Linked DNA regions of Homo sapiens: all the other regions are linked to region 2. Evidence: chromatin loops called from intact Hi-C (ENCODE). Cell type or tissue: endothelial cell of umbilical vein. All regions are shown on one strand.

Region 1 (5,000 bases), 1.4 Mb before region 2:
CTCTTCCTTGACGTATAGGCCACAGTGATTTGGCAAAAGCAGAACTGAAGCAGAACTTTCTGAATTTTTTCAGCGGTAGTATATGACCCCATTATACACACCAACTGTGTGGGCTGAGCACGTGTGAGCAATGGAAGTGAACAACCTAACACAAGATGAGACAAGGATGATTTAGTGAAGAGTCGCAACGCCTTGAGAACATAGCCATAAAGCAGGTTTATTTTCCCAATCATTGTTAACAAATATGCTCTGCTCATTAAGATCACATTTTTTTTTCAAGCTTGTTAGCTCATCTGATCATATAAATTTTCACTTGTTTTATGTCATTAGAGGAGTTCCTTTTTCCCGCTCCGGCGCCTCATTGTTGGAGCAGGGCCATCTCCACATGGGACTTCAGGGAGGGAGGCTGCCGCTCTCCCTGAACGCTGCGATCGCTGAGGCCTAGAGGCTGGGTATGAACACAAGTGTTCTTCCAGCTTCCTACTACCTGCTGTTTTTGAGTCTAAAATTATCAGAGATTGTTCATATTTATTCATTTATTTTTGAGATAGAGTCTCACTCTGTCGCCCAGGCTGGAGTGCAATGGCACAGTCTCGGCTCACTGCAACCTCTGCCTGCCGGGTTCAAGCAATTCTCCTGCCTCAGCCTCCTGAGCAGCTGGGATCACAGGCGTGCGCCACCATGCCCAGCTAATTTTTTGTATTTTTAGTCCAGACAGGGTTTCATGAGGCTGGTCAGGCTGGTCTCAAACTCCTGACCTCGTGATCTGCCCACCTCGGCCTCCCAAAGTGCTGGGATTACAGTCATGAGCCACTGCGCCTGGCCCTAATATTTATTATATGCATGACCCTGAAGTGGCCAGGAAAAGCTGAGATTGGGAGGTAAACCAGACAAATGAAACTATAACAGGGCCAGGATTAGAAATCTCCTCCCAAATTCCCACTTCATGGCTCAACTACTAACTAAAACCCTGGTGCTCCTCTGAGCAATAGGAAGTTAAGTAAATTTTCCAAAGCCATTAAGAAAGCTATGCTTGTTTAAACTCTCAGTGTAACCTGAAATAGTTTGAAACAACTGTTTAGAAAAAGTGGGGAATAAACGCTATAGAGGGAAAGTAGGAAATAATAACATAGATAAACAGGCAATAAACAAGAAAATGGCTTTTGTATCAAAGACAGACAGAAAACATTTTTTTCTTGATGGTTCACTTTCCACACATGGAAGTTAAGCTTAACAAAAGAAGAACTGTTTTCTGTCTTTCCCATCTTTATCTGTATCCCTCGGCACCAACAGTAGTACCTACCACACAACTGGCTCTCAATAAATAATTTGAATCAATGAATCAATTGATAATTTTGGCCAGATTTTTAAATAGATTATGGACAAAATTGATACGAGTAATAGTGATACAGCGGTAGTACCTGGCACATAATTGGCTCTCAATAAATAATTTGAATCAATCAACCAATTAATAATTTTAGCCAGATTTTAAAGAGGTTATGGACAAGTGATACAAGTAATAGGATCAACACAGGTTTTCAATACAATAATTAGATTATAGCACTGAACGTCTCTGTCAAATATTAAATGCTCTCATTTAGCTTCCAGATGTTCTTTTCATTCCTGCATTAGAATATTTATCAGACTGCTGTAGCCATTTGTTCACATGTCTGTCTGCCCCACTAGACCACCACGCCTGCCTTTCTCCTGCTTGTATGTGTCTGGCACATAGCGTTCAATAAATATTTGATGAGTGAAGGAACAAATAATAGGTACCTGGAGAGCAAACATTCCAGATGCGTTACTAATTGAGATGTCAGAAATCCTTCAACTTTTCGATGAAAAAACAACCGTAGGGTAATATGCTTCTCAAGGTTTCTCAGGCCCGATGAACGATTTTGGTTTATTTTTCCATTCCTCAAATGCAGTGGCGGGGAAAAACGCGTTTCTTCCGCTGAAGTTACAGAGATGAGCACATGATGGCGCTCGCGCTGCACCGTAAACCCAGAAGCAGCTGAGCAGTGTGGATCCCTGGGCTCCTCCACGTCCCTCCCTCTCCTCTTCTGCCCCCATTCTTCTGCTGTTTCCCCTCCGATCCTCCCTCCTACCCATCCATTCAAGCTCCATACATATTAACAGTTGCCAAGAAGCTGTCAGAACGGAACTGGGGTACTGTCCACCTGAAGCTGGTATTTTCTTTGTTCTGTGACAGGCCAAATTCTGTGTACTCCTTTTTTTTTTTTTTTTAGAAGAACATTTTGAATGCTGTTTAAATTGTGTATCTGTAGTTCAGGATAGTTATTTTTACTTTGCCCTTCATTGGCCCCTGCAAGTACCTATCCTTCCTAAGCAAAATAACCAAGAGAGCAAATGGTGTCCTAAGTCATTATAATCCCCTCAGCTAGGGAAATTGAAACCTAAGCCTTTGCCAACATATACAGAAGAAGTAGACAGTTACAGACGATTGCTACGTTCAGTGCAGATTGGAAAAGTTGGAGAACAAAAATAAGTTACATGATAATCACTTACCTGTTAAGAATTAAAAGTGAGTTTAGAAAGTAGATAACTAATGCAGTTTTAAAAAATGGAAAGAGTAGCCCGGCATGGTGGCTTGTGCCTGTAGTCCCAGCTGCTACAGAGTCTGAGCAGGGAGGATCACTTGAGCCCAGGAGGTCGAGGCTGCCGTGAGACATGATCACGCTACTGCACTTTAGCCTGGGTGGATGACAGAGAGACCCTATCTCAAAAAAAAAAAAAAAAAAGAAAGAAAGAAAGGGAATGGGGATAGAAGTTTTTAATTCAGTCTTTAAAGTGGGGTTTTCTTTTCTTTTTGATTGAGGCAAGCATTATATACGAGGGCTTGCTCCAAGGTTTATGTTTTGTTATAATTTACATTTAATAAAGTGTATTCATTTAAGGAAATAATCCAGTGAGTTTTGACAAATGTGTATACACTAATGTAAAACACTGCCACAATCAAGACGCATGACTTTTCCAATGCGTGAGAATGTTTCCTCATGATCTCTCAGGCCAGTCCCTGCCCTCACTGGTTTCTATTACCTGAGAACACTTCTACCTGACTTTGACCTTCATGTAAATGGACTCACACAGTATACATGCGTTTTTTGTGTCTGGCTTCTTTTGCCCAATATATTTTTGATGTTCATCCACACTGTAGAGTGCATTTGTACTTTATTCTTTTATTGCTGAATAGTGTTCAACTATATGAACATAATTTTTTATTCGTTTTCTTCGTAAATCCTTAAAATGTTTCCAGTTTTGACTACTATCACTAAAGCTTCCATAAACATTCTTATATATGTATTTGTGTGGATATATGCTTTCTTTTATTTAGGTGAATACCTAAGAGTGGAATTGCTGGGTCATAGGGAAGTTGTAGGTGTTTAATATTACAAGACACTGCCAACATTTTTCAAAGTGGTGGTGTTCCTTTCCTAGGAATTCCATAACAAAATACCAAAAACTGGGTGGATCAGAACAAGAGAAATTTATTCTCTGAGTTCAGGAGTCCAGGAGTCCAGTATCAAGGTGTTCTCAGAGCCACACTCCCTCTGACAGCTCTAGGAAAGAATCCTTCCTTGCCCCTTCCAACTTCTGGTGGTTGCTGGCAACCCTTGGCATTCCTTAGTTTGTGGCAGCATAATTTCAATCTCTGCCTCAAGCTCATCTGTCTTCACTTGGCCTCTTCCCTGTATGTCTCCTCTGTGTCTCTGTGTATCAATTTCCATCCTCTAATAAGGACACCAGTCATTTGATTTAGGACCCATTCTAAACCAGCATGACCTCATTATAACTTGATTACACCTGTAAATATCCCATTTTCAAATAAGGTCACATTCTGAGGTTCCAGTTAGACATGAAGTTGGGGGACACTATTCAACCCCATACAGTGGTTGAACAGTTTTACAATTTCCACCACATGTATGAGAATTCCAGTTTCTTCACATCCTCAGCAGTGCTGGATATTGTCATTGTCAATTCTAAAATTTTAGCCATTGTTGTGTGTGTGTAGTGGTACCTCATTTGGGCTTCAAATTTCAATTCCCAGATAACAATTGATGTTGAGCTTCTTTTCATGAACTTGGCCATTTAGGGATCTTCCTTTAGAAAAGTATCTGTCTTTTGCTCATTTAAAAATTAGGCTATTTTTCTTCTTTTAAATTGATTTTTAGGAGTTTTTTATGTCATTTTTAGGAGAGATAAATCGTTTGTCGGATACATGTATTGCAAATACTTTGTCTCCCAATCTGTGACTTCACTTTTCATTTCCTCTTTTTTTTTTTCTTTCTGAGATGGAGTCTCACTGTGTTGCCCAGGCTGGAGTGCAGTGGCACAATCTCGGCTCACTACAACCTCCACCACCCAGGTTCAAGCCATTCTCCTGCCTCAGCCTGCCAAGTAGCTGGGATTACAGGTGGCGATCACTGCAACCTGGCTAATATTTTGTATTTTTAGTAGAGATGGGGTTTTACCATGTTGGCCAGGCAGGTCTCAAACTCCTGACCTTAAGTGATCCACCCCCTGGGTCTCTCAAAGTGCTGGGATTACAGGTGTAAGCCACCATGCCCGGACCACTTTTCATTTTCTACAGTCTTTCAATCAATGGAAGTTTAATTCAGGTAAAGTCAAATTTTTAACTCTTTCCTTTATATTTATTGCTTTTTGTGTCCCCTCTGAGCAATCCACCCAAACTTAAAGCTGCAAAAATATTGCATTTTCCTCCAGAAGCTCTATAGTTTTACGGTACCACAATGATTCTAAGAGACCTGCAGCCCTAACCACATAGCTAAAACTATAATCTATCCTAAACTGATTTTTGCATATGCTGTAAGAATTAAAGTTCATTTTTTCCCCACATTTGTGTAGTTGTTGTGGCTCTATTTGTTGAAAAGAAACTTCTTTCTCCATTAAACAGCATTAACTGAAAAATTGTTGACTGTTTACGTTGTGTTGAAAATTAATTAATGGCATATATTTTG
Region 2 (5,000 bases):
ACTGCACAGCAGACAACCCAGAAGTCCACAGACACTGGGATTCTTTCCATACTCCGAACGGATTCCCGACAAGAAGCCTGTAGGCTCTGCTTCTGCCATTTGCGCTGTTTTAGAATGTTTGCTCCAGGTCACCGAGTACCTTAGCAAACGCAGCTTCATAGGAATGAACAGGCAGAAGGTCCGAAGAGTTTGAGGGTGACTGATGGATCTTTATGGAGCAGAGCAAGCTGTTAAAAACAAAATAGAACAAGAACAAAGGGGTCCTGTACACTCGAGGAGTTTACTCCACTAACAGTCTTGCTCCGACATGTGAATCTTTTAGATCGGTGTCAGCTCAACAGTGATATTCTATGAAGTCATTCAGTGTAGGCATTTGATCATCTAGACCTGTACTGCCCAATATAGTAGCCCCTAGCTACAGATGACTACTGAGTACTTGAAATGTGGCTTGCATGAATTGAGATGTGCTATAAATGCAAACTATATGGGAATTTCAAAAACGTAGAACACATAAAAAAGAACACAAAATATATAATGTACAATTTTTTATATTGATCACATGTTAAAATAATATTTTGAATATATGTTGTTGGAATTAATTTTACCTTTTCACTTTTAGAAATGTGGCAACCAGAAAATTTAAAATTACAAGTGTGACTCTTGTTTAAGGCTCACATTATATATTTCCATTGAAAGCACTGGTCTAGATAGTTGGATGGAATAATAGGACACGATGTTATAGGCCAAGACAAGTCTTCTGAAATTATCTTTGCTTTGTTCTTAATTTTGCAGCTGACATTAACACAGGAATTCTAAATAAAGTATGAAAAGATGTTTTATATGAATACTTTTTTTGGTATAAATGTATTTTTATTAGTGAGTCTCTCTTTTAGTTAAAAATAGGCAAAAAATTTGCAAGTAATCAAAATAACAGCTTGAAATAAAAAATTACAAATACCTACCCTTTGGTTTTTAATTTTTAACGTTGCAAAGAATTATAAATAATGATTGATTTTGTCTCCCTGCCCCCAGAAGAGTTAAGTTTACTTAGATTTGATTTTAAAATTCTTGAAAGCCAGAAGTCATGTTCAAGTGAAAAATAAAAAAGTCAGCATTAGGCATCTGGTTATTATAGTCTTTACTTTGAAAGAAATAAAATACTGCAATATTCAGTGAGAGTTGTTTAAAAGTTGCATATATCTTCTAGGTTGTATTGCTATTCTTAATAAATCAAGAAAGTTCTTGTGGTTTGAGTTAAGCAACTTGGTAAAATAAGTATGTGACATTTAACTTAAGCCACAGAGTATTGCCCAAATGCACTCTTGTCCCTGGCCATCTCTCAATGTTCAGATTCTTTTATAACATGTTGAAATCATCTTACATGACAATTTTACCTTGGAGTACGTAACAGCTAATCAGCTGTAACAAACAATACTAGATCAAAGGCAAAAACACACATTTTTCTTCACTAGTAAGTCCTGGACTTTAAAACTTCAATAGCAATTTTAAAGCATGTCTTCATAATGAATAGTGTATTGCAAGCAGCAGAATGCATTCTCAACAGTAGCTTTATGTTCTGTTTACTTAAAATCGTTCCATATGCACTTATGATAAATTACTTAATCTTTAAACATAAAATGTCTTAACTCAAGGATAAGATTCCCACTCAGTAAATGCACAGGGATCCTACTACTTCTTAATCAGAAAGCTAAAAATATGTGCATTCAGAAACGATGTTTGCTGAAGTACTTGCAAGCCTAAGCCTCTTCATTCTAAAAGGGATATATCCAAGGCTGACACCAAGGAGATGACTTTGCAGAATAAAAGCTACATGTTTTTCCCGTTAAATTTTGTTTTGTTTTGTTTTTTTGACCCAACTTTGGATTGTTGAGGCATCAGGTAAGAAGCTGTAAAAACATACATTCTATCCATGCTGAGTAATATACAGGTCACAGCTGTAACTCAAGTTAAGCCACCAGCTAAGAATAAAAGCACAAGAAAATAAACCAACCAAAATCGAAAGCAAACAACATGCTTATCACATAATAACTATTGAATAATGCAAATATTAACAAAGCAAACCAAGCAGGAGGCCTCCATCTCAGGAAGAAGAAAAGCCAGCAAATGGAAGGCAGTGATTGGGAAAGCGATAGGCTCTTCCTCCTCGTTCATTATTGAGAAAAAGTGGATCAGGACTGACATCTGCTGGCCTTGCTAATGGGATGTACCCATTGAAACAAGGGTCTTGGAGAACAAAACATTCTGGTGGGGTGATATTGCATCACTGGCGTAGGGAGGAGGCAATGGCTTGGCAAAGGCCTTTCTGGTGAGCCACTTCCGAAGTAGCCAATCAGCGACCACTCCTCGGGCCAGAGTAGCCTCAGTTTTTCACCCTCTTTGATATTTCACCCTCATAACCAGGAATGTTTTTCTAATCATCCCAAGAAGGGACAGAATATTATGTAGGTGGATTTCTACTTAGGATGACACAAGTTCCAAGAAGTAGTGGTTAAGTAGATGCTCAATAGATATGACAGACAATTCCAAGTCTTTATCAAAAGGCTCATTGGAGAATAAACTACTTGAAAAGGCTCATTGTGTGTCTACCCATTGACAACCTCAATAGCTTTCAGCAGTACCACACTAGGGATCAATCAGCCTCTTGACATTCACTGAGTCAATGTCCTGAATCTGTTCAACTTTTGTCAATCTCTCTTCTACCTGCTCTATTTTCTAACTGAAATCAATCTTGTGGCACAGACACTGGGTTTGTGAAATTTTGTCCTCGTGAGGCCTTGCTTCCAATCTCTGGGGTCTTAGTTTTCTAAGCACAGTACTATCCATCATTGGGAAATACCAGTTCACCATCGGCCTGGAAGCTACAAGAAACCTAGGGCAGCGTCTATCTTACTCAAGTCATCTTCTTGGCACCTAGTACAGTTCCTATCCTATAAATAGTTACTCAACAAGTATTTATTGACTTACTTTGAAAGTTAAGTATTCTATATTCCCTTATGTTGCTTTTAGGAATGCAATTTCTGTACCGTGGATCTAAACAGAGCCTAGTGGTCTAGTGTTTAATTAGAAACACTAGTTTTAATTGGAAATAAGCAGTGATGCTGAGTACTTTTTGGGCCTCCCACCAGTGCCCATCTCCATGTCATTTTAATCTTATCTCTTATGGGAGGCACATCCTAGGCTTTGTAATAGTAAGCTTAGGTCATGAGTTATACAGAAATTCTTTTCCAGAACAATCCCTAATGTGCTTCATTTCAATAATAAAAGTGAGACTGGTGGGCCAGAAATCTTTTCCCTACACCTTTTGCTTATATGAATGTCAAAGTACTGTCACAAGTATATATGACTGCTGTCTCTTTCAGTTAAATACATATGTATGCCTCTTAGTGTACGTGTGCATGTACCCCTGGACACAAACAACTTATTTAAAAAAATTCTTTTTACAAGGCATATGGAAAAATTGAAGCCTGGAAAATTTTCCCCAGAGACAGAAGGGGGAGAAAGCCTGAAACTTTGACTGCCAGAGCATGAAAGAGACATACTGATCACACATTATCTTTAAAAACACTTGCAAAAATCATCCGGCTTAGATGAAGCTGGATGAAATTGATCCAGCAAAGCTGAATTACATTGCCACCTCAAACTACATTTTGGGAGGCAGAGGCAAACTAGTGCATATAAATCATTAGCTTTAAGGAGAAAATTATTAGCTTATGTCAAAAACTCTGCAAATCCCATTTTCTCTTTTCACCTTCTTTGAGACTCTGTACTTTGCTTCCAGCTTAAACAAAAGAAAAATGAACAGTTTCAGTTTGCTTAAATACAGTTGAAGTAAAGGTCCTTTTTTTAATTATGAGGAAATAATTCTGAGTATTTTTTGTAGTCATTAATGTTGTAATGGGATTAATAGTTTATATATATTTGTAAGATTCTCTAAGCCTTAGGATTATTCTCAGATTTAAAAAAATTAAGATTGTAAAAGAAAACATCAGCCTTAAATTATTGGGTACTACCATCTCAATATTTATAACTCATTTCAACAGTTTTATTGAAAACATGTTCATTTACATTTGAAAAAATTTGAAGGGGGAAATAAAAATCATCCTGCTCAAAAACTTTGCAAAGCATTTTGCTTTTTATATACCATGGTAACCTAATAAAGACACTGTCACGTGGCAGATGGCATGGTATATTAGCCTTGAAATGAAACACTAGATGCCAAAACTATTAACTCCAACGTGCTCAGAAATTTAAAAAATAATACTTTTTAATAATTTTTTAAAGCAATTAGCTTGTCTTTCATCTTATCCTGCAACAAAAAGTAGTCGATTTCTAAAAAGGAAAAAAGCTCCAGTGCTTACTCAAATATGATTTGCAAATACAGTACCAGGAGGTATTTGAAATACTGAATCTGGACTGGAGCATCCAGGCTAATAGTCTCAGTCCTATTTACAATCATTTTGGCCGACATGTACAGACTCTCCACTTATGCATTGTTTGAGCAGAACATTTCTTTTGTCCTGTTCTTGCACCTTTATCCCAGCCCCTTTTCAAACACATAGTTTATACAGGCACCTGGCTCTGCACTCTTAAAATCTGAGCATCTACGGCTATGAAACGATGTAAAAGGGGTCTGATTCCTCAGGCCAAGATGAGCCATGTTCAGAATACAGCCTTGTCTCTTTAAGAGACGATAGGTTTTTGCAGGCAGCCTCAGCAGGCAAGGCAGGGCATCTGTGCCAGGTGGCCATGCTCCCGGATCCCTGTTTTAGGGTGTAATAGAAGAGACAGAATACCCCTTTCCCAGAAATTTCCCTTTTTTGTGGTGCCCAACATCCATATTTTGTAATTTTCAGACTCTTAATTCTAAATCTAAGTTATACTGGAAAAGAAAGCCAGATTCTCCCTCTCCTCCCCTCCCCTCCCCTCCTCTCCCCTCTTCTTTCCCATTTCTCTTTTTTCCTAAAGAGCTCATTGAACAT
Region 3 (5,000 bases), 79 kb before region 2:
ATTTCAAAGTCAAAGCAATGCATAACAACAGAATTGTGCATTTTAATTTTCAAATTAAAATTTAAGAAACAATTTTGTAATTACAAAGAAAAAACACAAACAATTGGGCCTAAACAAAATATATGTTCAGTAAACTTTATCTCTGAGTGTATCTGAAATTTTAACTACACAAGCCAATAAATTTCAAAGCAGTAATATTATCAAATTGTGTAATGTCAAAAACTCCAAAAACAAAGTTACAGATGTTCATGACATCACATTCACTCAAAATTATGCTGCTGTTCAGTCTGACCATATTAAAATTAAAGGGATGCCTATGTCTGCTAAAGAATAAAAATTTATTTTGGACCTCAAACAATGAAACCGTCACCATTTCTTGTATGGAACACTCAGCTAATCAATTTCCTATTAAAATAGCTTTCAACAATACTTGGCTTTAAAATTCATCAGGGCCAGTAAAAACGTTTTCCCAGTGCACAAGAATGCAGTCCCAACCACCGATGATAATTACTGTTCTAATAATTTTATTGCCAAAGTACTTTTTCCTGTGTTCCTCATCACTTAGGCAGGAATCTGTAGTATATTGCGTCAGTGAGTTGGAGTGCTTGACCTTTGCCCACATATGATTTAATAGGGACTTTTCAGCGCTAGAGCTTTCTCCATCTCTCATACCATTAAATGAAAACATCAAACCTCAAATGTAAAACTGGAAACCACAACGTTTTGTGTTTCACAAACTCTTTGCAGTTTTTACTTAGGATGCTTAAAGGTCAGTTTCTTTGCCTCACAATGCTTTTCTTCATATTGTAAATACACTGGAAAGTCACACTAATTCTGATTTTGATTAAATCTTGAACTCCTCAGTCATATACACACATACACCCTGCTTATTTACACGTGCATTCTTTTCTAACCACATAAGCATGCGTGTGTTACTTTCTGGACTTATTCCATTTTAGGGCTGATTTAAATGTCTGTTCAAGTGTGGGATCAAAAGTTAACTTTTTCCCGCCTATTGGAAGTTAAAGTTACAAGGATGGTGCTATAAGATCCGTTCAAAGAAAGTCAGAGTTAATCTTGTGTATTTTGGCGCCTTTTCCCTGCCAGCTACTGTACTTGGGGGGTGGGGGAAAAATACTTAGAGATCTTGTCTGTCCTGTCTCAAGTTCAGTGGCAGTTCTTCCAACCCGAGCAGAAGATGGCCATGTTCACAGCCCTAATAATAATTCTGATCACGCCACTTCAGCATCTTGTGTCAAAGTCGAAACTGGCTTCCCCGCCCCCTTCAATCTGAAAGCTGCCAAGTCCTCACACACTTCACATTCAACCACAACTTAATGGATGGGATATTGTGCATTAAAATGTGTCTCAGACGTATTGGGGAAAAGAAGACAAGGAGAACGAGAGATAGAGACACACATAGGAAGAGGAAAAAAATCGGCAGCAAAAATAGCGGGGTTGGGGGGAAACTATTAACAGGAGTGGAAAGAAATCCATCAAAATCGGTTTTAAAAAGTTGGTGGGGGGTGCGGAAGAAAGGCTAACAATAGGATGCCACAAATTCAGGGATGAGGGGATGGGGGTTAGGACTAAACTTTAGAATGAATACTGACTTTAAACATTCCAACACACCAATCAGAGTTAAATAGTACTTCTTTCACTTAAAAATGTATTTTTAAATGAGAATATCTGTGAATTAAAATGGAGAAAAGAATGCTTCAAGAGGAGAGAATGGCCTACAAGGTAGAACTAAAGTATCATTTGAACAGTAATTTTTTTCCACCACTGAGGGGAGAGGGGCATAAAGCAGAGAGTTAAAGCAGAACAAAATGCTAGATTCTGCACCGTTTGGACCACAATGTTACTCACTGATTCCCGTCATAAGAGTGTGTCACATGTACTAAAGTTGCCAACGCTAAATAATAATGCATATTTGCAAATTAGTTCTGCAAATGCAGCACTATAGCCCACAACCTGTAAAACAAAAATGACATTTAGGAAAGGGGTAAAACAGCCACTTTGCAATCCACAAACAGGAAAAGAAAAACTGTGCCAGGGATAGGAGGGGGTGCAAAGAACGAATAAAAGAAGCAAACAAAACCCATCAGTTCAAAGCCACATACCATCGCACTGTATTGCATTAAATAAAAGAGATCTTGAGTCTGTAACAGAACCCTGGGCCGCTGACTTGACGTGTCTCAGGTACAGATTTGTGGATTTTCTCAGGGGTTGTTTTGGTGTCGCTTTTTGTGTTTAGTTAAAAAAAAAAAAAAAAAAAAAAAAAAGCAATCCGGGAGTAGTCTTATGTATTTTTTAATTGTAATTTCTGCACTGCCACAGTTCTTGGCCCGAGAAGAAAAGGCGGTCAAAGTCAAGTCTAAAAGCAGGCAGCCCTTCAGTCTGTCTGGATTTCCAGCTTTCTTTCCTCTCCCTTGCAGAAGGCTGTTTCTCGTGCTTGACTTGAACGCCGTCCAGGATGGTGTGTGTGTGTGCGCCCGCGTGTGCGTGTGTGCATGTATGTGTGTGTGTGGTGGGTTTTATTGTTGTTTTAGCGGGGCTGCTCCAGGAGTGGGGCTGCGCCGGTCAGATGCAGCCGGCACGGCCCCGGGGTCGCGCGATCGCCCCTTCCCCGCCCTCGGATTGGCCTGGCCCGCGGCGGGGCTGCCCCGGAACCGCCACCCAGCAGCGCACCCTTCCGCGCCCGGCCCGCGCTCCTCCTGCAGTCGCCTCCCTGGCTTTCTCTTTCTCCGGCTCGCGGCCCGCCCCGCCCCACCCTACCACGGCCGGCCTGGGCGCGCGGGAAGCGCGGCTCTTCGCTTCCGCCTGGCGGCGGGAAGGAAACCGAAAGGAGGAGCCGGGGGCGGGCGCGCCGCGATGCATATTCATCAGGGCGCCCGGGACCCGGGAGGCGGGAGCGGGCCCGAGTGGGTGTGGCGGCCTGCGCCGCGCGGCGCCCCTCTCGAGCGTGGGTGGGTGCGTGGGTAGCGGTGGGGCTCTGGTCTTTGTGCGGCCGCATGGGGCCGGAGAGCGGCGAGGGCGTGACCGTCTCGGGGGCTGCTGCCCAGGCTCCGCGCGCCTTTGTGCTTCCCGACCGTGTGTCTGCGGCGCGCCGCGGGCAAGGGGCCCCTCGCCGGCCTTCTGGAGCAGGAACCCGGCCGAAAACGCCGCGGAAAGACTCTAAAACAACAATAATGATAAAGAATAAGGAATTGCTGTTACTTCCTCACTTCCCGCCACGTTGCTGGCTTCAACTTCGCCAGGCCACGTTTGTTTCCGTGTAGGAGGACTCCCGAAATGTTCCTGGCTGCGCAGCGTTATCATTAAAGCAAAAGGACCAGAAAGAGCGCACTTTGACTTATATTGATAGGTAGTCACGCGAATATCAAAAAAATAGATCAGTAATTTAGAAGTGGGTGAAACAACCAACACCAAAGAGATAATACAACCCCGGAGTTCCCAGAAGTAAACACTCTAGAGGAGATTGGATAGTGAGTTAATGTTCATAAAGCAAGCAGTTTTGATCAGCATTTTGGAAACAAATATATGTAGGGGGATTTTTTTTTTCTTAGTTTTTGAGTAATGCAATTCTTTTCATGTTAAGTATCTGTAGTTATGTCGGGAAATAATGTTTAACAGTTTAAATTGTTATACAAGTATTAAAAGTAAAAATATAACACTAGCCCTAACATTTACTTAGTAGTAACCCACATACATTTAGAAAAGATTTTATTACAGAGATCCTGACTAATTATGTAATTGCACAACAGACGACGATAGCTTCAGGTATTCTCTAAAAACCCTGTTGAATTATGTGATTACCAGTGAGACTAGAATAGCTCCCGATGAATTATTCTTATCTCTCTACTAAATGTGAGCACGTCAGTATTTTAATCTCAATTATGTTTACCCTCAAAGTCCTAGAGAACTTAAACGACATTGTTCGGGTTCATACCTCCTACAACACGCAGTATTTTTTTTTAAAAAAAGGCATGGCCTTATTACCAAAAAAAAGTTTTTTCCCCTTGTATACACATCATACATACGTTTGGCTGTGTGTGAATAATATACATAGCTATTTTCAGTGATAATAAGTGCAAAACTAAAAGTGGGATTGGCCCAATTAGACTTTAGAAAATGCCCAACTTTAAAATAATTTGTCTAACTGCAAGTTTAACAGTTCCCAATTTCTCCTCCAAAAAAATTAGCATATACAGCTTGGAGAAGGGGAATGAATGACTGGGAGGGAGGGGATACACACATGTAGCTATCTCCACACTCAGCTATAACTTCCCAAGGAAAATTAATTTTTAATGTTTATCTTGCTCCAAGTTATTGTAACCACTTAGCGAGTATAGCTATAACTCAGTCTCCCCACTCAGTTCAAGTGGGTAACAAACAGATCTGTTTTCATTCTAGGATTTCCAAATAGTAGTTTCATGGTCAAGTAAATCACATTTAGTACTAAGGAAACAAATATAAAATATAAAGATTCTATGCAGCTAAATAAAAAATTTATTTAGAGTGAGAGGATAACACTTGACCAACAGAAGAATGATGGATATAGAAATAAGTAACATGTAAGTAACACTTGCATGGGCAGTGTTATCAAATACTAAAACTTTTATGTAAGTGTGCAACAGAAAGTCTTCTCTGTTATTATTTGAAGTCCGCAGCAGAATTACCAATCCCTCCCAATGTCATTACATGCAAAGGAGAAAGGACATTATAGAGAGAATCTAGATTTGTTTAGGAAATATTTTGAGACACAAAATAGGAAAAGGAATAGGGAAAGAAAGAGAAAAGTATTTCCTCCATTCTCATGATGACTTGGAGGAATCCAGAGTTTGTATCACCTGTCAAAGAATTTCTATCTAAGCATTTTATTTAGTCATAAAATGTACCATTGTGTGTCATGTTCAGGCTTTCATATATTATCTTTTTTTATTTGGATGTCTGTTTCTTTTGACATGTGAAGCTTATAATGATACTTATTCCTATAT
Region 4 (5,000 bases), 1.0 Mb before region 2:
GGCAGTTTTTAAAAAATAAATAAACTTTTTTTTTTAGAGTGGTTTTAGGTTCATAGCCAGATTGAATGGAAAAAACAGAGCATTCCCGTATAGCCCCTGTCCCCCCCACACATGCAGCTTTCCCCTCTATCAACATCCTGCACCCATGGTACATTTGTTATGATCAATAAACCTACATTGACATACCATTATCACTTGAGGTCCATAGTTTATATGAGGATTCACTCTTGGTGACGTATATTCTATGGGTTTGGACAAATGTATAATAACATAAATTCACTTTCATAGTATTGTACAAATTGGCAGTTTTTATTTATTTATTTATTATTTTTTTGAGATAGAGTTTTGCTCTTGTCCCCCTGGCTGGAGTGCAGTGGCACGATCTCGGTTCACTGCAACCTCTGCCTCCCGGGTTCAAGTGATTCACCTGCCTCAGCCTCCCGAGTAGTTAGGATTACAGGCGCATGCCACCACGCCTGGCTAATTTTTGTATTTTTAGTAGAGACAGGGTTTCACCATGTTGATCAGGCTGATCTCAAACTCCTGACCTCAAGTGATCTGCCTGCCTTGGCCTCCCAAAGTGCTACGATTACAGGCGTGAGCCACTGTGCCCGGCCAGACTGGCAGTTTTTAAAAAGGCTTCCTTGGCGAACCACTGCATCAGCAGCAAGCAGCCACAAAGACATGGTATCCAGAAGCTGCTCTATGATACTGCCCATAAAATTACCCTGGATGCCTCACCCCCCAGGAACTTTAATATTTAGACAAAAGCAAAAGAATATTTCTGAAACTCTGCTGACGAGTAGAGGAAACACTGACTTGCTATAAAGATGTCACTGTTCACGGGCAGGAATGGGAGCAACCTACAGAGGCTGAAATGTTCCCAACAGCCTCAGGGCCAGAACTTGGCTGGAAAGAACTTATTAATAACACACTTCCATTTTGTGTGATAATGGAAGGAGAGGATGATTGGGACCCAAGACAGATTTGGTTTAGAATCCTTTGTCAAGGTCTATTATCTTGAACAAAGCATCTGAATTCTCCATTTCTCAGATTCTTTTTTTTTTTTTTTTTTTTTTTGAGACGGAGTCTCACTCTGTTGCCCAGGCTGGAGTGCAGTGGCATGATCTTGGCTCACTGCAAGCTCTGCATCCTGGGTTCACGCCATTCTCCTGCCTCAGCCTCCTGAGTAGCTGGGACTACAGGCACATGCCACCACAGCTGGCTAATTTTTGTATTTTTAGTAGAGATGAGGTTTCACTGTGTTAGCTAGGATGGTCTCGACCTCCTGACCTCGTGATTTGCCCACCTCAGCCTCCCAAAATGCTGGGATTACAGGCGTGAGCTCACCGCGCCCAGCTCAGATTCTTTATCTGAGAAATAGAGATGGTAGTAGCTAACTTGAAGGGTCATTATAAGAATCAAAGTCCTTACATCCAGCCTAGCACATTCCCAGCATTTTATGGGTGATCTATAAATGGGCTCTATTATAGTAATTAGTAGTAGTAACAAAAGAAGAGTATGTAAAGAGTTTTTTTAGTGGTGTAATATAAACGAAAAAATAATGAGAATTCAAAGGCAGGGAAAGCCCTGGTTGTAGAATGGGCGGGAAATACTTCTTAGGATTTTTAATAATTTATATGACTTTGTACAGAGGAATGAGGGAGAGAAGGACGTGACTGACTCATGTATTTGGGGAAGACATGAAATGGAGAGATGTGCCACGTCTAGCTGGCTTTAAATAAGGTCAGAGAGAAGGGACTTGGGTCATATTTGAGTAGGGCAGTCTTGAGCATTAACAAAAGGAGTTTGCAACATGAGCAAGTATGCTGAGAAAAGACCACATTATGAACAGGGAGTATACAGAACATATCCAGGAGGCCCTCAGGTGACAGTAGGAGTGACCATCCCATAGATCTGCAATTCATGCAAAAGGCTTCTTTCCCCTTTATTTTCTCCCCAATTAGTTAGAAATACCATCTCTCATAGGCATCTTGGAGAAGAAGAGACATCTGGTTTTGCATAAGCGTAAGTTAAATGATTTGTGAAAATCTGTTATCAACAAAAATTACATTTCTTCATCATACTCAGCAAATATAACAAAAACGACTTCATGACAAATCCTTATTCTCTAAAAGAAAATGTTACTCGTATGTATATTTATGTTACCAAAAAGCTACTGAAATAAGTTAGCTGATGAAAAGAAAGAATTTGCCATGGCTAGTGAATTAAGGAGCTGAGAATGAAAATATGAACCGAGGATACTATTATTTTCAAATATCTTTAAGAATTAGGTGTACTTCATTACCAGTAGGTGTCACTGCAGGCATTAAACACGGTCTGTTTCTAGGGAAATTTGTCCCATAAATGTTGGTGTAATTTAACTGGTATAATATAGTTATGATAGGCATAAAGGATATTTATTCTGAAAAGCAATATATTTTATCATGGTCATGAACTTGTAAAAACATTGGCTTAAGGAAGCTATAGTGTATGCTTTAAATGGGCTTACTTAATACAATATACAGCATAAGTAATAGTCTCTTATGAGGTTTTAAATATATACAGTGGGTTTTCCTGGATAAGATAAGGTTGCTTTTCAGAGTTATTCCATAGAATCTGATTTATAGGACTAATTTAATGAGAATTCATAGACTCAATTGCTACCTTCTAAATCTTTGTGAAACTGACATTTTTTCCTTATATGTAACATTCTTGTAAGTTTTGTTAGAGAAGGGAAGGAAATTAAGAACTTTAACTGGAATTACATTAGTTATCCTCTTTTGAGTTTCTCTGGCCTTTTAAACATGTAGTATCTAGTGTCAGGAAGTTAAATTCACCAAGCTTTTTTAGAGAAACACAATTTAGTGGCATCCTAGCATCTAACATAGAGAAATATTGGCCATTAAAAAATAGTGATCTTGGTTCCCTTTCTACTGTGGTTTTAGAGTTGATTCATTTGTGCAATCTTGCTGGCATTGCTGAGTTGAACTTTTGAACAGAGTATTCTCAATAGAAACCCTTGCGCTTTAAAATTGATTTGCCTGTTGGAGGTGTTGGTGTTTCTTATTTATGCATAATTGAAGGGCTAGGTGTGTGAAAGTGCCCCTAGCGACTCTTTCATTTGTTCCATTTTACAAATTGAAACTGATAGTGGTGGTTGTGGTGCTTTTCAAGGGTGACTTGAGGGCAATCTAATTTACCTAGCTGTTCAAAGGTGAACTCAATATTTTCAATCATAAATTAAAAATCTACTCCAGTTTTCAAATCAGAAACAGCATAAATTACGTATCTGCAGGCCGTAAGTGTTCTTTGCCCTGGCTTAACTCCATTGATTTTACCAGGATAGACATTTCTAGACACTCTGTGTTTTAACATGTCCCTGTAACATCTAAAGTATTTTAGGAACACCATATTGCTTTCTTTTCTATGTATGCCAACAGGAATTTTATGAGCCCTTGGCATTTGCCTCTCTATGTAGACCCATCTATGAGAATATTTTCGACCTGTTAGATTCCTGGGCTAGCATAATTTGAACAGGGTTTCTCTGAAAGACATAATATTATGCACTAAAAATCTACATCATTGGAAAATACTTAGCAATATCAAATATGTGTACCTTCTTAACATATAACAATATGGTGTGCTAATTATAACATATAGACACTGCTCTCTAAGAAGCCTACAATTTAAACCTACATTATAGATCTTACAATGGAGGTAAAACTGATAGACAAAAATGCATGTCAACCAACTGCATGACACACAGATCATTGTATTTGTAGTGTTTAGAGTAGCACTCATATGTAAAGTTTGCTGCACAGTCATTGCCAAGTCCAATCTTCCAGATATCCTAAAACTTACACATGTACTAAATTGGGCTTCATAAATTAATATACTTCAATCATATAATTGTGGCAACTCATACTACTCTTTTTACTTTAATTCGTTTTGTTGGAATCTCTTTGGCTTTTATTGACGGCCAACATTGGAAATACTTTTTTAGGAATTTGATGTGTTGAAAGTAAGGATGTTGTTAAGAGTAATTATTATGTTTCATGGCGCTTCAGCCTTCAGTCTTCACATCAATACTGGCTTGCTTCTCCTGAGCTCTTTATAATTATTTTTATTTAGTTTTATACACACTGACATGTTTAATAACCAGATTTCTCTCTTCCCCCACATCCCCAAACTTTGGCTCTTAAGAAAGCACAGAACCCAAACTATGGTCCTACAGCAAGTAATGGTTTTTATGGTTTACATTTTTATAATAATCTCATTACTAAGAAACCATGGTTTGTTTTCATCTTTCTCACTTCCTTTTACTCCCATATTGCTTTGTATTATATATTCTTTTAGGCTCTAGGACTTTGGAGGACAAAGTGAGGAGGAGTATAAAGTAGGATACAACCAAAATAAATAGAACAGAATTTCAGGAAAGACCTATATTATACTTAAAATTCACATAACTAACCATATCCTAACACCTCTAGTTTACAATAAAGGTATCAGAAGGAAAAATAAACAACACTGAGATCCCACCACAATACTTACATTTTTATTCTGTATAACATTATTCTAAGAATTGAGTTTGTTGGTCTTCTGGGGTGGTGACACTCATACAGTAATTATATTTTTCTAGCTAATTTGAAAGACATGGTCTTAGGAACTTTTTGATTTGAAGCAAGAGAGTCTGTTCAACTAGCAAAGAAGCTCTTTAAGGTGAGAAATAATAATCCCTTGTTGGTGTTCCAGAATAGACATAGATATCTTAAATTATGATGAGGCCAATGAACAAAAATAAATAATGAATGTGATGGGAATTCAAAGCATCTTTGTTTTCTGATTTTTGTTTTGTTTTGTTTTGACAGCCTCTTGCTTGTTGCCCAGGCTGGAGTGCTGTGGCATGATCTCAGCTCACTGCAACATCTGCCTCCTGAGTTCAAGCAACTCTCCCACCTCAGCCTCCCGAGTAGCTGGGACTACAGGCGCGTGCCACC

Evidence for each region. A loop is a pair of places that touch in the nucleus more often than their neighbours do. Peaks named below come from ENCODE experiments on the same cell type or tissue, not always from the same donor. Only the 100,000 strongest peaks of a DNase experiment are listed, where the experiment ranks them.
Region 1: a loop joins it to region 2, with 8 times the contacts of the local background. A loop is called at or near these places in 2 of 110 quality-filtered maps.
Region 3: it touches region 2 in a loop (4-fold over the local background); 11 of 110 quality-filtered maps call a loop at or near these places.
Region 4: a loop joins it to region 2, with 5 times the contacts of the local background. A loop is called at or near these places in 20 of 110 quality-filtered maps.

Annotation. Positions count from the first base shown.
Region 1 is chr9:13,032,395-13,037,394 of GRCh38, forward strand. It overlaps the pseudogene LOC100130801. Among named protein-coding and RNA genes, the nearest start is that of SNORD137, 62 kb to the left of the region's middle. In endothelial cell of umbilical vein, a CTCF peak has its summit at 1,965 (motif pointing right); a DNase peak (open chromatin) is centred at 2,017.
Region 2 is chr9:14,398,582-14,403,581 of GRCh38, forward strand. It overlaps a transcript of NFIB not described here. Among named protein-coding and RNA genes, the nearest start is that of TRH-GTG1-6, 33 kb to the right of the region's middle. In endothelial cell of umbilical vein, a CTCF peak has its summit at 2,205 (motif pointing left); a DNase peak (open chromatin) is centred at 2,200; H3K27ac peaks cover 1,431 bases.
Region 3 is chr9:14,319,818-14,324,817 of GRCh38, forward strand. The region is part of intron 1 of NFIB-AS1 (NFIB antisense RNA 1); the gene reads left to right. It also overlaps a transcript of NFIB not described here. Among named protein-coding and RNA genes, the nearest start is that of NFIB-AS1, 5.2 kb to the left of the region's middle. RefSeq lists a silencer at 2,427-3,086. In endothelial cell of umbilical vein, no CTCF peak of the experiment used is centred here; DNase peaks (open chromatin) are centred at 624, 1,234, 2,674, 3,364 and 2 weaker places; H3K4me3 peaks cover 3,198 bases; H3K27ac peaks cover 4,120 bases.
Region 4 is chr9:13,349,654-13,354,653 of GRCh38, forward strand. No RefSeq gene overlaps it. Among named protein-coding and RNA genes, the nearest start is that of MPDZ, 72 kb to the left of the region's middle. In endothelial cell of umbilical vein, a CTCF peak has its summit at 2,310 (motif pointing right); a DNase peak (open chromatin) is centred at 2,338.